2 separate regions of the Homo sapiens genome follow, and region 2 is linked to region 1. A link is an interaction called in ENCODE POLR2A ChIA-PET data of the cell type or tissue named here. Cell type or tissue: A673. All regions are shown on one strand. Each heading gives the region's core, and the rest is flanking DNA. Links, peaks and the distances in the headings are about the cores only. Region 1 has its middle 11 kb from the start of MREG. Region 2 overlaps MARCHF4 (membrane associated ring-CH-type finger 4).

Region 1 (17,442 bases), core at 13,103-15,602:
TCTACTAGTCTCTCAATCTTGGGTAAGTTTAGAAGTTCCCCAACTAAAAGGTGTAAAGGTTTAAAATGTGTAAAATGAAAATGGCCTCATGAATTATGAATGAATTATTTGTATTCAAATAATTGTGGTTGGTTGTGGAACACCAGCCCGTCTGAGCAGTGCCTTCTTAGGATTCAAGACCTGGTTGCAAAGCTTCAACTTGAGCTTTAGTTTTTTGCTTTGGTATTTCTTCTGCACTCCTTGTTTACAAGGATTTCATTTCAGCAAAGAAGGCATCTATTGAAATAAGACCAACCAGCAGGAAGATTCTAAACCGTATTCAAGAAAGGTATGCTACATCAAAACTAGCAATTATTGAGCCCAAAATGAATTATTTGGATGGGGGTAACATGGGGAAGAGTGAGCTGACTACATATAAAATTTACTGGGGAGAAACAGGAGGGAGTTTGCACTGAGCCTCCTGTAGTTTATGGTGGTTCATGAGTGTGGCAGAGAGAGTGGAAGACCAGGTCCCAAATAGAATATATGTTTGATGGTGTAAAGCTATTGCCTTCTGACCTGGATTCTGCTCTGCAGGCCCTAGGAAGACCCCTGTACCCCTGGTCAGCCTCCCATGCTGGGTTAGCATTACCAGTTAGTCAGCTCTAGCATAAGCCAACTGGGTCAACGGAGGGTTGCAAGAAATGGACAATGTCATCCAATTATTCTATAGCATTGTTGTACCTGAGTTCATATGCTTTGAGTGGGGAAATTATATCCAGTTGGTAAATTTGGAAAAAAACTCAAACAAATCAGCAAAGTAAAAACAATATTCCTTGTTTCTCTTGCATATTTTGGACCATTTGGCTTTTGTTTTCATTTCTCTGGACTGAGTTACAAGTTTAGTCAGAGTTTGTAGTTCTAAGTATGACTCAACAGAGTCAGCTTTTTCAAATGCAAATGATTATCATGGACTTAAATAGCAAGGATTTGAAGAAAAAGAGTCATTTCTGTAAGTGATTCACAGTAGATGTAAGTTAGAATTTCTTACCCTGTAATTTTACCTTCTGCATGAAAAGCTGTCTATCAAAGGCTATTTTGTTAGATGTCTGGCTTCCTGTTCTCAGATGAACCAAGAAGAGAGGAACAGCCTATTTCTGGTTTTACTGAAGCCTTTTAAAAATCCTTGATGATTTAAGAAATACAAAAATACGGAGAAGTAGAGAGGTTCAATTAGAGTTTATAGTAAAAGATGAGGAGGAAGATAAAGTCCTCAGGTAGGTAAGACTTGCTGCGAGATTTAGCTGTGAGACATTGAATCTGGATTAGTTTCAATGGGATTGATTGTGAAGTGGAGGTAGGCTGGTATGGACATTAGGGGAATTGGGGTAAATGGATGCTTTTATCCAATTCTTTTCATTTCCCTTTCTTTCTTTCTTTCTTTCTCTTTCTTTCTTTCTTTCTTTCTTTCTTTCTTTCTTTCTTTCTTTTCTTCTTCCTTCCTTCCTTGTTCCTTTCTTTCTTTTCTTCCTTCTTTCCTTCTTTTCTTTCCTTCTTTCTTTCCTTCCTTCCTTCCCTCCCTCCCTCTTTCCTTCCTTCCTTCTTTCTTTTCTTTTCCCTTCCTTCCTTTCTCTCTTTCTTTCTCTTTCTTTCTTTCTTTCTCTTTCTTTCTTTCTTTCTCTCTTTCTTTCTTTTTCTTTCTTTCTTTTCTTTCTTTCTTCCTTTCTTCCTTTCTTCCTTTCTCACTCTGTTGCCCAGGCTGCAGTGCAGTGGTACAATCTCAGCTCACTGCAACCTCTGCCTCTTGGCTTGAAGCAATTCTCCTGTCTCAGCCTCCCAAGTAGCTGGGTTTACAGGCGCCCACCACCATGCCCAGCTAATTTTTGTATTTTTAGTAGAGATGAGGTTTCACCGTGTTGGCCAGGCTGGTCTCGAACTCCTGACCTCAGGTGATCTGCCTGCCTCAGCCTCCCAAACTGCTGGGATTATAGGCGTGAACCACCATGTCTGGCCTATGCAACTCTTTCTAACGCGTTGTTACCATTTTACTTGGAGGAATGAAACAGAAGACAGATATTTCAGTGAGATACAGAGCAGATGTTTTGATGAGCAAGCAAATGAGAGAGAGAGAGCAGGGACAGAGTGTGTGTGTGTGTGTGTGTGTGTGTGTGTGTGTGTGTGAGAGAGAGAGAGAGAGAGAGAGAGAGAGAATGGGCCTCATAGTGGGCTTGTGTGTTCAAATTGGAATGCCGAAATAAATTGCCCACAGAATTAATTAAACTATGGAATCAAAACATCTGTAATCCTAGCACTTTGGAAGGCCAAGGCAGGCAGATCACCTGAGGTCAAGAGTTCAAGACCAGCCTGGCCAACATGGTGAAACCTTCTCTCTACTAAAAAAAAAAAAAGAAAGAAAGAAATACAAAAATTAGCCAGTTGTGGTGGTGCATGCTAATAATCCCAGCTACTTAGCAGGCTGAGGCACAAGAATCGCTTGAACCTGGGGGCGGAGGTTGCAGTGAGCTGAGATTGTGCCACTACACTCCAGCTTGGGTGACAGGGCGAGACCCCGTCTCAAAAAAAAAAATTGCAAAATATTTTGGGTAACAATAGCTAGCATTTATTAGGTGATTACTATATGCCTGACACTGCTAAGCCCTTTCCATGCATTATCTCATTTTAGCCTTACAAAAACTCTGTGAGGTAGTTTCATTATTACCAGCATTTTACAGTTGAGGAAACTGGCATGAACAGGTCAAGAAACTTGTTCAAGATCTCAGCACATGGCAGAAGTGGCATTGGAACCAAAGGAGTTTGGCTTCAGAGCCCCGACCCCTGCCCTGTACTGAGAGAGACAGACCAGCACCAAGGACAATGAAGAGATTATTTTGAAAATTTTTAATGGAATTTCTCAAACACAGGCTAAAGAGAATAGTGTAATAGTACCCATCACCCCCAATAATCTATATTTTTACAAATTTGTCTATCTGTCCCCCTTGATTTATAAGTATTTTAGAACAAATTTGAAACCTAAATCTTCTTTATAACCTTTTAACCTGTCATTTCAGAGCAAGCAGTAATTTTAAGGTGGTTGAAAATATGAATGTGAACACAAAGATGGGGCTCACAGTGGGAGACTGGTCCACCATGATAGCATATGAGAAGCCCATGTGACCACCATGAGCATGTGCACCGACCACAGGCCATAAGAGATACGACTCAGCCATAGGCTACAAACATTTGGTTTGCTTGGCATGCACATTCCTCTCTTGTAAAATGATGCATGAGACTCTCAGAGCTAAATTCATTAAACCATCTCCTTTTCCTCTGAATCCCTGTCAAAAACAAATCTAAAACTTTGATTTGCTGTGCAACTTTGCCTGAAGGGAAATACTGGACTATTCTGGCCCTAGGCATTTTCAGCCATGCTGGGAGTTTTGTGTTAGTCTAGGCTGTGTATTTCAGCTTCTGGCGAGTTTGTGAGCATGACTTAGCATCCTTGTATTTTGAGAACTCTGGAAAGAGGGATAACAAGTTTGTGTTTCTAGTTCTTCAAGCCCAAGGGCCAGCCTGGAGGCAGGGGGAGGTGCATAAGCACCTTCTGCCTTGTGTTTATCATTTTGCCTTTGTCGTCCTAACTCAGCAGCCTCAATCCTTCTTTTGAGATGGAGTCTCACTCTCTCGCCAGGCGGAGTGCAGTGGCGTGATCTCAGCTCACTGCAACCTCTACCTCCCAGGTTCAAGCAATTCGCCTGCCTCAGCCTCCTGAGTAGCTGGGACTACAGAAGCGCGCCACCACGCCCAGCTAATTTTTGTATTTTTAATAGAGACAGGGTTTCACCATGTTGGCGACGATGGTCTCAATCTCTTGACCTCGTGATCTGCCTGCCTCAGCCTCCCAAAGTGCTGGGATTACAGGCGTGAGCCACCACGCCTGGCCAGCCTCAATCCTTCTTTACATCTGCTGCCATCAAGCTGCTTTCATCCTTTTATTTTACAGGAAATTATTTATTTCCTTTTAAATAAATAAATAAAGATGAATATAACATCTTTTTTATTGTACTGGTATTTATTTTGGAATTGCTACTTGTAAGTGCTCTGGTCAGAAATTTGTGTATCTTGAGTGGTCTGCACTTAACTCCATATTCCAATGGGGGGAAAACCAAAACTGTGTCTCTCTTTTTCTCTCTCAGAGAAAAAGCCTTATTTTTTTCTTCCTTTTTATGTTCTTTTTCTTTATTGTGGTGTAACTAATATATATAACATAAATTTTGCCATTTTAATGATTTTAAGTGTGCAATTCCTACTGTTGTTATAGACAATTACAGAATTGTCTGTAATTGGTAGAATTCAAATTTCTCAAACAGCAAGATAAATTCAAATATGCATTACCTTAACACTATACAAATTCGAATTCCCAAAATCCAAGTATGTTTGAGAAAATATCTAGAGTACAGTGAGAAAAAATGGAATTAAATAAATACACAATTACTGGAAATCTATGTCAGCTATCACACATTAAAATCCTGCCTAGAAATATCAAATGGAATTTTTTCCATTGATCTGTATATATTTTCAGATTATCTGGGTTTTTTTTTTTTTTTTTTTTTGAGATGGAGTCTTGCTGTGTTGCCCAGGCTGGAGTGCAGTGGCGCGATCTCGGCTCACTGCAAGCTCCGCCTCCCGGGTTCATGACATTCTCCTGCCTCCGCCTCCCGAGTAGCTGGGACTACAGGTGCCCGCCACCACGCCCAGCTAATTTTTTGTATTTTTAGTAGTGACGGGCTTTCACCGTGTTAGCCAGGATCTCCTGACCTCGTGATCTCGATCTCCTGACCTCGTGATCCATCTGCCTCAGCCTCCCAAAGTGCTGGGATTACAGGCGTGAGCCACCGTGCCCGGCCTATCTGGGTATTTTGAGCAAGTTCGTGAAAGACATCTCTTTCAATGGTTTGCAACCATACCACACTATACATGTCATTTATTTCCACTTAAAGCCTATGTTTTACATTATATTTACATGAAGCATTATTTGGTTTTAGTGTAGAAGTCCAAACTCTTGTATGGAAGTCAAAATGCCCTGCCTCAAATTCTAAAATTTTCCTTGTGAAGTAACTGTATTTACATAGAAAAATCAGAAAACTATAATGTTGAGAATTAAACATTAAAATTTCAAGTTTTATTAAATAATTGACTTTAAGTGTATTTTGAAATTTAGTGTCTTTGAAAATTTATTCGACATTTTCAGATTTAGAATGCTTTCAGAAAAACAATGCAACTTGTGAATGACTTTTTATCACAGAGGGTGGGGGAAGGGAGAGTTGGCTTGACTCTTGTTCAGAATGGACATTTTTGATATTAGGCAAATTTTAAACTGACACTTTCTGTTTCTTTCCTTCTTTCAAGGTCCTAGTGTCTTAACTACCTCATGCCTTTTTCTTTTTTGAGACAGATTCTTGTTCTGTCACCGAGGCTGGAATGCAGTGGTGTGATCTTGGCTCACTGCAACCTCTGCTTCCTAGGTTCAAGTGACTCTCATGCCTCAACCTCCCAAGTAGCTGGGATTACAGGCATGTGCCACCATGCCCAGCTAATTTTTGTATTTTTAGTAGAGATGGGGGTTTCACCATGTTGGCCAGGCTGGTCTCGAACTCCTGGCCTCGAATGATCTTCCCACCTTGGCTTCCCAAAGTGCTGGGATTATAGGGGTGAGCCACTGCACCTGGGTACCTTGTGGCTTTTAGACTATTATTCTTACTTCAAAGTTAAATTTCTCTTAGAGAGCTTCGAACTCTACTGGGTAATGGTGGTGAAATGGTGGTGGCACAGCATTATCTGTTTAAAGATAGTTCAATTCACATATTTTTTAGCTTCCAACAAGTATATTCACACCATTGTTTTGTCTTTCTGTCACCAAACACCAAATGTATTACAGCAAAATATTCCTATACCACCGTTCACATTTTACCAATAAGAGATGATTGATTTCATCAAGTATCTTTGAATTGTTTGGAGGGTGTCTTTGCAAACGGATAATTATTTTGGAGACCCTGAAATCTCTAAACATCATTTTTATTTCAAGAAACTTTAAAGAGTATATGATCATAACACTTCAAACTTCTTTTGAAGGAAAATATTCTTTACATGTAGACAGAAGTTATCTCTCATGTTTAAAGTACAGATTTACATAATTTGGCTATCCAGAGCCTACTACATGGATAGGATGCTTGATTTTAAGTACAGATAGTTTTACCTGATTTGCCTTATGTGATGTAAGTTTACTCTGAAGACAGAGTAACATTTTAGTAATTCCTAGTTATTAAAAAATTAAGGTTCTTACAGTAGAGCATTAATTTTCATAAAGTGGGCTGTTCCCAGGGAAGAGATTTTTTGTGTTTGAGTGTGTGTGTGTGTGTATGTTTTACCCCATTTTATTTAATTGAGGTGAAATTGACATAATATAAAATTAACCAGTTTAGCCAGTTGTGGTGGCTCAAGCCTGTAATCCCAGCACTTTGTGAGGCAGAGGCGGGTGGATTGCTGGAGCTCAGGAGTTCAAGACCAGCCTGGGCAACATGGTGAAACCCCATGTCTACAAAAAATAAAAAAATTAGCTGGGCATGGTGGCGCATGCCTGTAGTCACAGCTACTCAGGAAGCTGAGACGGGAGGATCGCTGGACCCTGGGAAGGTTGCAATGAGCCTAGATGGTGCCACTGCACTCCAGCCTGGGCAACAGAGTGAGACACTGTCTCCAAAAATAAATAAATAAATAAATAAATAAACACAATGGAAGTAACCATTTTAAAATGAATGATCCAGTGGCATTCAGCACATTCACAATGTTGTGTAATCATCATCTTTGTCCAGTTTCAAAACGTTTTCATCATCCCAGAAAGAAACTTTATATACATTAAGCAGTTGTTCTTCATATTCTGTCCCCCACCCCTGTCCCCAGCAGCCATCAGCTGGAGTTATGTCTCTCTATGGATATTTAATGTATATTGAATCATATAATGTGTGACCTTTTGTGTCTGGCTTTTTTCACTTATCATAATGTTTTTGAGGGTCATCCACATTGTAGCATATGTCAGTACTTCTAGGGAAGAGTTTTCATCATGTTTATGTGGGTGAGACTGCTTCTACTTGTGGACAATTTCCTGAACCTTATTTCTAGAATGTTCCCTCCAAAGGGCTGAAGGCTTAAGTGTTCATGCCTGGAGGACTTCATCTTATGTTAAAGAAATCTGATAAAAGAATTCCTGGCATTTTGAGAGGAAGGAAATCCTGAGCTTGTGTGACTGCCCACACGGATGGATTTCGGTGCAGGGATTGCCGAGCAGTGGCTGCTGAGATTCACGGGCTCTAGATCCTCCCTCCGGAAGGAAGGAGCTGCTGGAAGTGTTGCCCGACACGGCCCTAGCTGTCAGCCCATTTCTGGGACAGCCTCTGCTGAAGAGGGCTGCCTCGGCTAAGGCCATGTTCCTTTCCCAGGTAGGCCTCATCCAAAGACTGATTGTCATGGAGGGGACAGAAAGGGCCAGTTCTCGCTTACTGACTGACTCAGAGCAGCTCTGAATTTTCATTCTGTCTTTAGAACTCCCCATAGGGTTGACTGAGGCCCAATCAGTTCCTTTGTGCCCTTCTTTTCCACAGGTGTTGGTTCTATGCACACTCATAATAAATCTCCTGTATGCTAAATTCCATCTCAGAGTTAGCTTTCCTGGGAAGCTAATTGGCAGTACCAGATTTTCTGCCAGTTAGAAGGAAGGAAGGTCTGCACCTCCTCTAAGTTGAGAAGCTTTGCTTTTGAGCTACTGGGCTGTCTGTGGGTAGTAGAGGTCTTCTTTCTTAGTTTTACAATTTTTGTCCTGTCGAGATCTTTAAATCAACCTCTTCTGGGTATCAGTGGGGTGGCAGCTAAGGATTTTGCCTTTATTAATGAGTTTTGCATTACTACAAAACCATTCTCCTATGTTGCCATAGAGAAAACATAAACATTAAAATGAGATGTGCATTTTCATGCATTCTCATGCTTTTCAGGGATGTCACAGTGCCAGGAATCATGAAAGGGATACAAACTGTTATGCCAGTTCATCTTTATAATACATTTTCTTTCTTTCTTCCTTTCCTTTCCTTTTCCTTTCCTTTTCCTTTTCCTTTTTCCTTTCCTTTCCTTTCCTTTCCCTTCCTTTCCCTTCCTTTCCGTTCCTTTTTTTTTTCCTTTCCCTTCCTTTCCCTTCCTTTTTTTTTTTTGAGACAGAGTCTTGCTCCGTCGCCCAGGCTGGAGTGCAATGGCGTGATCTCGGCTTACTGCAACTTCTGCCTCCCTGGTTCAAGCAATTCTTCTGCCTCGGCCTCCCAAGTAGTTGGGATTACAGGGGTGAGCCACCATGCCCAGCTGATTTTTTTTTCTTTTGAATTTTTAGTAGAGATGGGGTTTCACCATGTTGGCCAACCTGGTCTTGAACTCCTAACCTCAGGTGATCCACCCGCCTCGGCCTCCCAAAATGCTGGGATTATAGGCATGAGCCACCACACCCAGCCAATATATTTTCTATAGGCAAGAAACCGTATTTGTTTAACAACAATTGGACAGGTTCTGCTCTCCCTTGGACTGAGGAGTACTTTGATAAGTCATTTGGCTTAGGGACAAAAGAGAGGGCACGGGGCGTCCTTTTTTTTTTTTGAGACTGAGTCTCACTCTGTCACCCAGGTTGGAGTGCAGTGGTGTGATCTATGCCTGGCTAATTTTTGTATTTTTAGTTGAGATGGGATTTTGCCATGTTGACCAGGCTGGTCTTGAACTTCTGACTTCAGGTGATCTGCCTGCCTCAGTCTCCCAAAGTGCTGGGATTACAAGTCTGAGCTACCGTGCCTGGCCAGCACCTGGTCTTCTTATGGGGTACATAGGAAAGATGTGAGTGATAGGGAGGGGTGGCCCAGTTTAAATTCCCTACCTGAAGTGACAAGACCTTTCTAAATTGAAAAGAGCTCAAGGAGAGAAGACCCTGAAAGGCTCGGCATGGCAAGGGAGAGTGGAGCTTAGAGGCATCCAGTTTCAGCTCCACAAAGTGATTCAAAGGGGTACTCATGGCATATACTTGAAAGGGCCCTCTACTTTGGTCAAGCAAAATATTTAATATTAAGCATTTATCAGTTGGAGAGGCTGGCCAGGTGTGGTGGCTCACACCTGTAATCCCAGCACTTTGGCAGGCCAAGATGGGCAGATCACTTCAGGTCAGGAGTTTGAGACCAGCCTGGCCAACATGGTGAAACCGTGTCTCTACTAAATGTATAAAAATTAACTGGGCATGGTCGTGGGTGCCTGTAATCCCAGCTACTCAGGAGGCTGGGGCAGGAGAATCGCTTCAACCCTGGAGGCAGAGGTTGCAGTGAGACAAGGTTGTGCCACTGCACTCCAGCCTGGGCAACAGAGTGAGACTCTAACACACACACACACTCAGAGAAATAAAATGTAAAAACAAGAAGTTTTAATGCTTCATTTAAATTGCTTCCCTTATATTATTTAAGAAATATATCTAGTGGCCTATACACTTTCCATGGTTTTCAGGCTAATAAATCAAATACCAATGCTTAATAAGATGAAATGAAATAGTAATACAATAATCAAAGCTATTTGGCACATGGTAGCCAAGAAAAGAGAGGATTTACTTATTGCTCAATTTAGCAGTGCCCTAACAGGTTTAGAGTTTAGTTTACAGCTAGTTTAAATCTCCCACTTAAATATTACTATGTCCCTTTAAGCTCTAGGTTCATACAGGCATTGTGGCTACAGCAGCTTTCCATCTGTTGAGTAAAAGAAAGCTTTAGAACCTATTTGAGATCCTTAGCCCCATCTCCAAAGAGACTGCAGTGAATTTACAATTGGATGCCAGGAGGTGGCAGCACAGAGGATTATAGGAAGGTTTGTATATAACCTTTGTGGGGAAGTCTAAGGTTTGTATATAACCTTTGTCGGGGAGGTCCACCTGCTGTCTTTACTTTGGTAGAACTTGTCCGGGAGAGTTGCAGGGTTCTGGCCTGTCGATGTATCTCTTGAGTGTTGTGGAGAAAGAAACCATATAAAGGAATGGTGAACTAAAAACACGAATTTAAAGGCATAAATTCGGTTATCTTTAACACTCAGATGGGTAGGATCTGGGCTTAAAGTTGAGGCAAGCCTCCGGTCGCCTTTCATAGCAAATGTGAATGATGCTCAGGTTTTCTCCTACTACAGTTTTTGATGCATATTTTCTCCTATTTTGCAACTTCGAGTCACCTTGCATATAGCAAGTGCTTAATAAATGCTTCTTAGAAACTCTGCTTCTGCTTCTTAGAGTTTAATTGAATTAGGAAGCACACCGATGATAGCTGGGTCTAGGCTTATGTTTAATTTTGGTTAGGTATAATATGGAGAGACTTTGGAGAACACAGAAAACTTGGAATAGTAGGGGGCTTGTCTTCCGGAGGTAGGAAGAGGTTGAATTCCAAATCTCATCTCTGGGGCTGAGAATTGAGACTGTTCTGGGCATCTGGAAAGTGTTTGTTATGGCAGGAGAATTAGCTGTGACAACAGAGTTCAATATAGGAGTATAGTTAGAGATGGAGATATAATTAAAGTGGGAATATTGTTAGACGTAGCAGTATAATTAACTATGGGAGACTAGAGATGACAACATAGTTAGCTATAAGAATCTACTTAGAGATTGCAGCATAGTTAATCATGGGAAATATGGGGGTGAGGTAGGGAAGAGCACATGGTAGGAACTGAAGGATGGGTGACTCGAGGCATAGATGAATACAGAACATTTGAGTTCCATAATTTTCTATTTTTGGCTCTGGATAGTACTCTGAGGATGAGTACTGTTATTATTATTATTTTTTGAGACAGAGTTTTGCTCTTGTCACCCAGGCTGGAACACAGTGGCACTATCTCAGCTCACTGCAACCTCCACCTCCCAAGTTCAAGTGATTCTCCTGTCTCAGCCTCCCAAGTAGTTGGGATTACAGGTGCCAGCCAGCCACCACACCCAGCTAATTTTTCTAATTTTTGTCTTTTTAGCAGAGACGGAGTTTCACCATGTTGGCCAGGCTGGCCTTGAACTCCTGACCTCAGGTGATCCACCTGCCTCAGCCTCCCAATGTGTTGGGAGTATAGGCCTGAGGCACCACAGCCGGCCAAGTACTGTTTGTTTTTCATCTTTGCATTCCACAAGAGGTTGAGCTCAGTGCCATGCTTACACAGTTGATAATAAATACTTGTTGAGTTGAATCCTTTCAGATGGTCACAGTTGGCAATGGAAGGTGATGGGGTCGGATCTGACTAAAGTATGAATACTTAACAATAATTGCAGCTAACGTTTACGCAGTGCTTCCCATTTCCCATGAAATTGTACTAAGGGCTTTCTGTGTTATTTCACCCAATCCTGACAGCAGCCACAGGGAAGCACTGTTATGCCAAAGACCATACTCTAAACAACCCTGCCAGTGGTTCATAAATTTGACGTGCCTCAGAATTCCCAAGCCTCTGGAAAAGGGGTGACTAGGGTGAGAGGGGAGTGAGGGGCCTATGGAACAACATTAAAGGAGGCACTCACATTTGGGGTTGTACAGTTGCAGGGTGGGCCCCAAAAGCGAGTGTCTCTTTATATGTTGCACTCTAAGCTCCTCATTTGTCTCATTTTAGTCCCTTCCCTTCTCATCCTAGTCCCTATAAAAGGCTTGGGAGCCTTTTAAAAATGCAGATTTAGCCGGGTACAGTGGCTCACGCCTGTAATCCCAGCACTTTGGGAGGCCGAGGCGGGTGGATAACCCCAAAATATTAGCTGGGTGTGGTTGTGCATGCCTGTGGTCCCAGCTACTCGGGAGGCTGAGATTGGAGAATTGCTTGAGCCCAGGAGGTGGAGGTTGCAATGAGCCGAGATTGCATCACTGCACTCCAACCTGGGTGACAGAGTGAGACCACATCTCAGAAAAGCCTAAAAAGCCCGACAAATACTAAAAACATGGATTCTTGGGCCCCTACTGAAGAACATCAATTCAGATGATGTCAAATAGGGTCCAAGAATCTGGAGTTTCCGTAAGCATCCCTAGGGATTCTAGTGCAGGTGTTTAGGATCATCGCTCTGTGAGAAACTCTGCTTCTGCCGACGGTCTCAGATGAGAGTCCCTTTACATTCAGTGAAATAATTTCTCTCTGTCTGTTTGGTTTGGGGGTAGATGTTGGTGAGGTCACCAGTTTTCTATCTGAATTTTTAAGGGACGCAGTGGGAGTCTGACGTTCCTCTTGCAGAGAGCTCCTGTAGTGTGTTTTGCGGGGCTTTGGCCCAACAGGACTATTCCTTGTGGGGTCCTTTCTGTCCATTCTAGATGGCGGTCCTCCTTGGATACACACACCATGCTTGAAACAGTGCATCGCTAGCTGTTATTACCAAGTGCAATGGATGTTTTCTCTGGCCCTGCCAGTATCCATTCCCCTTTTTGTGTTTCCAGTTGATTTTCCTTTGGAAATGACAACTTTCCCACTCTTAGCCCTTTCCTGTCTCCTCAGCTCCTCTTCACTTGAGCTCTGCAAGGGTGTGCATGAGACTAGAACCTGCTAGGTAGATGTATTTTCTCCCTCCGAGCACAGCAATTGGTTCCATTTGGGTCAAGGAGAGTCAAGCCTGGGCCTGTTGATCAACTGTCTGGGAAGGAGCTATCCTCTTTCTGCTAAGATCACTAACAGGAAAGACGGTGCAATTCAGGCCTAGTGGGGACCTGAGAATGCCATAACTCAGAGCTCAGAGATGAAAAGAGACCAATCTTTATTTTATCTTTGGAGGGCCTGGATCCAGTTATGTCTAAAGCTAGCATAATGTCTGAAGTTTCCAGTTACTTGAGGCAGTACATTTCTTCTTAAACTAGTTTGAGTGATGTTTTTTGTCCTTAATAATTAGAAGATGATTAATATCCAGCAGATAAAGGTCATAATAGCTATACAAAAAGGTGTTGGACACGCAACAGGGTTAGAATCCCTTCATGGAAGGGCTGAAAGAGCCAAACTTTCTTGAAGAAAAACATCTTACCGTGCTCTACTCCTCTTCCAGCCCAGCGTATGTGTTTTTTTTTCCTCCCTGGGAAAAATTATTCTCTTTTTAAAAGGGCAGAATTATTCCCGAGTATGAAGTTGCCTAGAGAGTAATCTCTACTGAATTTTGAGGAGAAGTTATAATATGTTTGTTGCTTGGAACTGAAGAATAAGCAAAGACTATGACTATTAAGGTTTTCTAGAGTATATATTTTGGGGAAGGGAGGGAACCAACAAACTGCACCCAATAAAAATAGTTTGAGGCTGGAAGCGGTGACTCAAGCCTGTAATCCCAGCACTTTGGGAGGCCTAGGCGGGCTGATCACGTGGTCAGGAGATTGAGACCATCCTGGTAACATGGTGAAACCCTGTCTCTACTAAAAATACAAAAACAATTAGCCGGGCATGGTGGCGGGCGCCTATAGTCCCAGCTACTCGGGAGGCTGAGGCAGGATAATGGTGTGAACCCTGGAGGTGGAGCTTGCAGTGAGCCGAGATTGCGTCACTGCACTCCAGCCTGGGCGACAGAGCAAGACTCTGTCTCAAAAAAAAAAAAAAAGGTTTGAAAATTTAGAAAGTCCTTTGCATTATGGGAAACGACAGAGTGATAGGACAGACAGAAACAGATAGATAGTGTCTGTTTCTCTTCAGGGAGGCAAAGCCAAGCAGAGAAACAGAAATAAAAATCTCACCTGACTAAATCAAACTTTGGTGTGTTGTACCCTGCCTAAAAGAGAGTTGTGTTTTTTCAGGATTAGCTCGCTCTCTCATCACAATTACCCTTTTCCTGCCTCTTAACCCAGTTCAGGGGACTATATGGGGTTAGTTCTGAAAGCAACAGACTCTAACACTGGTTAACTTAAGCCAAAAAAGAAAAAAAAATTAGTATTGATTGACAAGTTATGGAGTAACCCATAGAATGATGGGAGTACTAAAGAGCTAGAATAATAGATCTTGTTTCGGAAATGCAAGAGCAGGAAAGCTCTAAGCATCTAAAGCCTAGAGCAATTGTGGTTGGGTCTGCTCTTCAAGATGCTACCCTTAAAATAATTCATGCCTCAACTCCAGCTGTTTTCCAACTTTGAGTCTTTGCCGTTAAGAAGCAAATTATAGAAAGAGTGTTTGATTGGCTCATCTTGGTCACATGTCAATTTCTTGGTCACATGTCCATTTCCTGTTGAGGGTTAGGGGTGAGGGATGGAAGGTACCTTCATTGTTATAGCCAGCCTATTGAATTGGGGGCATGTTCTTCAAAGGAAAACAAAACACTGTTACCAAAAGGCAGAGTGAGGGATACTACACAGGTAGAAACAACAGACTCTATAAGGACCCTTGGCGGATTTTACTTTGGTAACATTAGTCATGCCACTCCCTAATGTGACTTCTCTGGAGAGGTGAGGCATGTTGCTTCTCTATCTTGGATCACTTGGGGTGAGTGATGATGCTTGGCTCAGAGTACTGGTTTGTTTCAGAAACCCTATTTTTTCTTTAAGGAAGACGCTACTTGTTCGTTTTTCTCTGCTGGATGTGGGCAGCTCATAAATAGACTCCTCAGAATTAAACATAACCTTCCATGCCAACACTAAATAGCTCTTTTTCTGTTTTCTTGTGTTTATTCAGCACATTTGTTAAGTGCCCACTATGTGCGTGCATTGTTCTAGATGTTGTCGTATGGCAAGGTCTGCACTGTTCTAGGCGTTGGGGATATTGCAAAGAACAAAACAAAATCCCTGCCTCCATGAATGGACCCTACATTCTAGTTCACCATTGTATTCCCAGTTCCTGACTTAATAAATTTTTGTAGAACAAATAACTGAATGATACCAGCTCATGCTATGTTGTCTAAGCACAACTTTTTGGTGGAATGTGTTCATGATGTGGCATTGGAGCTTAATTTTTTTTTTGAGGTGGAGTCTCGTTCTGTCGCCCAGACTGGAGTGCAGTGGTGCGATCTCAGCTCACTGCAACCTCTGCCTCCTGGGTTCAAGTGATTCTCCTGCCTCAGCCTCCCGAGTAGCTGGGATTACAGGCATGCACCACCACTCATGGCTAATTTTTTTTTTTTTTTTTGTATTTTTAGTAGAGATGGGGTTTCACCATGTTGGCCAGGCTGGTCTCAAACTCCTGACCTCAGGTTATTCGCCCACCTTGGCCTCTCAAAGTGCTAGGATTACAGGCATGAGCCACCGTGCCTGGGCGGAGCTTCAGTGTTTTGAATTTCTAATTTTTCCTCCCTGCCTGTGCTTTTTCCTCTAACTCCCAGAAGTCGTAAAAAAATTCTTAAAGAGAGGGGCCTCCAAATTCTACTAGTTGTTTTCAAACCAGACTGTAGAGTTTCCCCTGCTATGGGGAAATCTGAAAATAGGAGCCAGCAGGTCTGCCTTGGAAACAAGCAGCTGATGGGTCTGTGAGTCACTGATGGCAGGGGACTGCCTACTTCCCGGACATCAGGTGCCCAGAGGGCTCTTGGTAAAAGTCAGATGCTGCTGCATGTGGTTGGCGGTGTTGGCTTCAACTCAGGCAGTAGGAACCATCTAGCGCCACTCTAAAAAAGGGGAAACTTGCTGCTGCCCTGTGAATGATATCTGAAATAGGATTGTCAAAATGTGATCTCAGCTACCATATTTGAATGTGAAACTGGAGAGTTTGGTCACGTTTTTATTCCCATCAAAGTTGTAATTTATCAAGGAAATAGTGAAGGCATTAAAATTCCGGGAAGAGGAATGCTAAGAAAAACTGATCTAAAAATCCCTAAAAACCTAGTAAACAGAAGACTCACATCAGTTAATAAGAATGAGGTAGTATTAGTATACTAACAAGGATTGCTCTCCAAGACATATTATTAAATAGAAAAAGCTTGCAAATAGATGCTGCACGCCTTTTAGATAAACAAAACAAAACAAAACTCACTAACAATAACAGCACACACAATGATGCTACATCACAAGTACACATATGTGTTTATGTGTCCAGAAAAAGGTTTGTACCATATTGATAATAATGGTTACCCGGGGGGATGTGGAGGGTGGAGGTAGAAAGGGGATTAGGTTGTGGATAGTCAACAGAGGGAATCTGAGCTGTAATATTCCAATTTTTTAGAAGACTATTTCATTTAGAAGTTTTAGAACTTAAAATTAATTTTAAAAATGTTAGTAACTGTTACAGTTGGCAAACATTTGATGTGATCCTTAGCAAGGCAGGACATTAACCTCTTGATCAAGTTTGTTAAATAGATGTAGTTCTGTGGCTTTCTATAAATATCCTGTCTGAAACAAACCACATAAAAGATGCCTGTATATTGCAGAGGTACAAATGTCATATGCAAGCCAAGTAGTGCTGGAGCTGACATTTCCCCAAACGGGCCTATATTATTTGAATTTGTTTAATAATATTGAATTCTGATATTTCTTCAGGGCTTTATAAAGGTTTTAAGACTGTCTCATTTGAGTCTCACAACTGTGTTAAATAGGGTAAGACTTGTCACCTCTATTTCATAGATTAGAAAACTGAGGTTCAGAAAAATTAAGTGACATGTTTAAAAATCAAAGTTAGTAATGGGGCACAGCACTTATATTTTCCAGGAGCTGAATGCTCCAATTTCTCCATTCTCAGCAAATCCAACTCAAATAGTTACTAGTAGCTGTCAGTCCCTAGTTTTCATTTTCTTGCTAGCTGAGTTCACATTTTGGGACCCTCCTTTACCCACTTTCTATTTGAACCTAGGTGGATTATCTCAAAATCCAAAATCCAATTTCAGAATACAGTCATTTTTACCAGGGGATTTTCCAGCCAGTAGGAAGTGTGCTTTGTAAAACCACACTCAGCCTCCATCTTGGCACCAGGTGCAAGTGGTAAGCGACATGGTGTGGGCATGACAACACAGTCCTGTGCTGTCTGGTGACAGCTGGTTCTCTGTCACATCCTGTTAATGTTTCATGATGGGTCCATATCCTGTCTCCCCAGCTAAGCCAGAGGCTGCAGGGACCTTCTGTTATTTTTCTTTATCCCTTCGTAGCCTTTCAATGAATTATGTACTTGATAAGTCCCTTCAGCCTCACACTGTAGCTGGAACAGGACAAACCTATGTGTAGTAAGACACTTTTAAAAATAATACACCGCCCATGAGGATTGACACTTTCATAAGCTCTTGCTCCTCCTCCTCACCCTCCAAACCGGCTCCTCCCACACTCCTCTATCTCAGCCAGTGGAGATTCAGCCTCCAAGTTTATAAATCCAAAACTTGGGACTCACTTTTTTCTTTTCTTTTCACACCCTATTTACAATCCTTCAGCATATCCTGTTGGCTCTACCTTCAAATTCCAGCTAGAGTCCAGCCGTTCCTTACCACCTCGACTGCTACCACCCACCACCCTGGTGTAAACCACTGTCATC
Region 2 (2,500 bases), core at 1-2,500, 290 kb before region 1:
CCATGTGGAAGCAAGATGGTTTCCAAGTTTATCTTGTACTTGTAGCTCATAAACTCAGCTCAGACTAAAATAGTTTTTTCCAATAAAGCTTAAGTAAAATCCCTGGGAAGCCCTCCTCAGATGGTTTGGGTCATGTAACCCATTTCTAAACCAATCACTGTGTCCCAGGGTAGGAGTCTTCTGATTAGTTAGGCTGGGGTTATATGTACACCCTAGGAACTTGGATGTGGTAGGTGCAATTTAGCTTCACGTGGACCACGTGAGTTGAACAGGATAAGCAAAGGAAAGTGTCCTATGTCCACTATAGGGAGATCGTGCCTGTGTTAAAAATATTTTGGAAAAAGAGTTATACCAGCTGCCATGGTAATCTATTTCATGTCCATACCATCTGGTAATTCTACCTCTCTTCTAGCTTGAATTTCTCCTGCTATAATTTTCACCTGTCTTATTCTGTTCCAGCTTCAGGGTAGATGCAGATCAAAACCTCTTCCCTGAAAGACACACTGTGAGGATTAATTAGGTTTTTCCAGAAACCGTCTTTAAAGTGTCATGGGATCTTCAGAACCAAATGCTTTGTGAAGATATGTTGCCACTAGAATCAATTCTCCAGTTTTTATGCTTATAGGGGATTGGTGGTTGGGGTGAAGATTGACCAAAAGGCAAGGAGATGGAAATCTATAGCTAGTCCCAAGACTTCATTTTGACCATGATAACCATTCTCTTCCCTCTCCAAGTACTTTGCTTCTGCCGTTCACAAGGAGCAAACATGAAAACCATGAATAGGTTTGAATATCCACACCCTTCTTCGAAAAGAATAGGAAAAAAAGGGGAACAGGGGACCAGGAGTTGCTAAGCAGGTTGTATAATTAGAATCAAACCAGGATCAGACCCTGGAGGATTCACAGCTGGCTATGGCAGTGGCTTTCTATTTTTAGCTCAGGTTAATGAGCTATGAATGATATATAACTGTCTGGGCAGCACGCATACGTCATAGTCTGGGTTCCTGTATCAGTTTGCAAGATGTCTTTCTGAGGACTCTCAGGGGCAAATGCTGAGAAGCACAAGCAAGTTAGTGGAAGGATCACAACTCAGAGTTCCGGAAGCAGAGTGCAGGCCTGGCTTACAAGCCACACCTTAGGCAGTACCAGGCACACTGTAGGGCTCTTCTGTGCCATCTGCCTATATGGATTGCACAGGCCTATCATCAGCATTCAGCGTGGGTGATACAGGAAACAGATTCTAGGGAGTAAGGCCTGGAGTTCAGGATAGAGCTCCATGTGCCTGACTTTTTTTCTTTTCTCTTTTTGAGAGAGGGTCTGGCTCTGTTGCCCAGGCTGGAGTGCAGTGGCACCATCATGGCTCACTGGAAACTCTGCCTCCTTGGCTCAAGCCATCCTCTGAACAGCTTCTCAGCTAGCTGGGACTACAGTCACATACCACCAACCCCAGCTAATTTTTGTATTTTTGAGAGTTAGAGACAGGTTTTCACCATGTTACCCAGGATGCTCTCAAACTCCTGAGCTCAAGCGATCTGCCTGCCTCAGCCTCCCAAAGTGTTGGGATTATAGGCATGAACTACCGCACCCAGCCTTTTTGTCTTGTCTAAACACATATTTTCTCCAACTTTGAGGGTTTTCTTTGTTTTTGTTTTCTTGAGATAGGGTCTCGCTTTGTTACTCAGGCTGGAGTGCAGTGGCTCAATCATAGCTCACTGCAGCCTTGAACTCCTGGGCTCAAGCAATCCTCCCATGTCAGCCTTCTGGACAGCTGGGACTATAGATGCATGCCACCATGCCTAGCTAAGTTTTTTAAATTTTAAATTTTTCTGTAGAGATAGGGGTCTTGCCATGTTGCCCAGGCTAGTCTCAAAATCCTGGCCTCAAGCGCTCTTCCCACCTCAGCACCTAGGCATCAATAAGTATTTCATGAACGAATGAATGAATACATGGAAATGTGATCCTTTTCCCTTACCCTGCTCAACAAGTGGTTTCAACCTGTATTCAGTCGAGCTGTCACGGGGGCCTCCATGTGCTCTGGGAGAAGCCAAGCGGGCAGGGCTCAGGAAGCTGCCTATGTCCATGGAGATAAACAGCTCTCCTTTTATTTATTTTTCATATTGGCATTTATTCATAGGATACCTTTGGAGAAAAGATTCCAGTTCCAAAAAAAAACGTTGATTTGAAAATCACTTCCCTAGACCTTACCCCTCCCACCAGTTACCCCTTGCTCACTCCCATCTTTTCTTCCTACTTCCTTCCTCACAGAAACTTCCACAGAACTAATGCCTAGCAAGGGTTTAAAAATAGAAACCCCTCTCCCTCCCTCTATTCCTCCATTTCCTTTCCTTCCCACCCCCCTTGTAATTTGTTGTAAAAAAGGAAACTGTCTGGATGTGCTCCACTGAGAAACCATGCTCTTCCTTTCTAGATAAAACAACACTGATGGACTCCCTCAGCCAGCGGTTGAGCCCCTGTGAGTCCCTGCGGGGCTGCCTCCTTCA

The links. Peaks named below come from ENCODE experiments on the same cell type or tissue, not always from the same donor. Only the 100,000 strongest peaks of a DNase experiment are listed, where the experiment ranks them.
Region 2: POLR2A ChIA-PET joins it to region 1 with 6 read pairs; 2 of 35 experiments call an interaction of 5 or more read pairs at or near these places.

What each region holds. Positions count from the first base shown.
Region 1 is chr2:216,015,675-216,033,116 of GRCh38, reverse strand. It overlaps a transcript of MREG not described here and a transcript of PECR not described here. Among named protein-coding and RNA genes, the nearest start is that of MREG, 11 kb to the right of the region's middle. RefSeq lists enhancers at 633-862, 17,040-17,119. In A673, for the core only: no CTCF peak of the experiment used is centred there; no DNase peak of the experiment used is centred there.
Region 2 is chr2:216,307,210-216,309,709 of GRCh38, reverse strand. The region is part of intron 1 of MARCHF4 (membrane associated ring-CH-type finger 4); the gene reads left to right. The region is part of intron 1 of MARCHF4-AS1 (MARCHF4 antisense RNA 1); the gene reads right to left. Among named protein-coding and RNA genes, the nearest start is that of MARCHF4-AS1, 5.2 kb to the right of the region's middle. In A673, for the core only: no CTCF peak of the experiment used is centred there; a DNase peak (open chromatin) is centred at 979.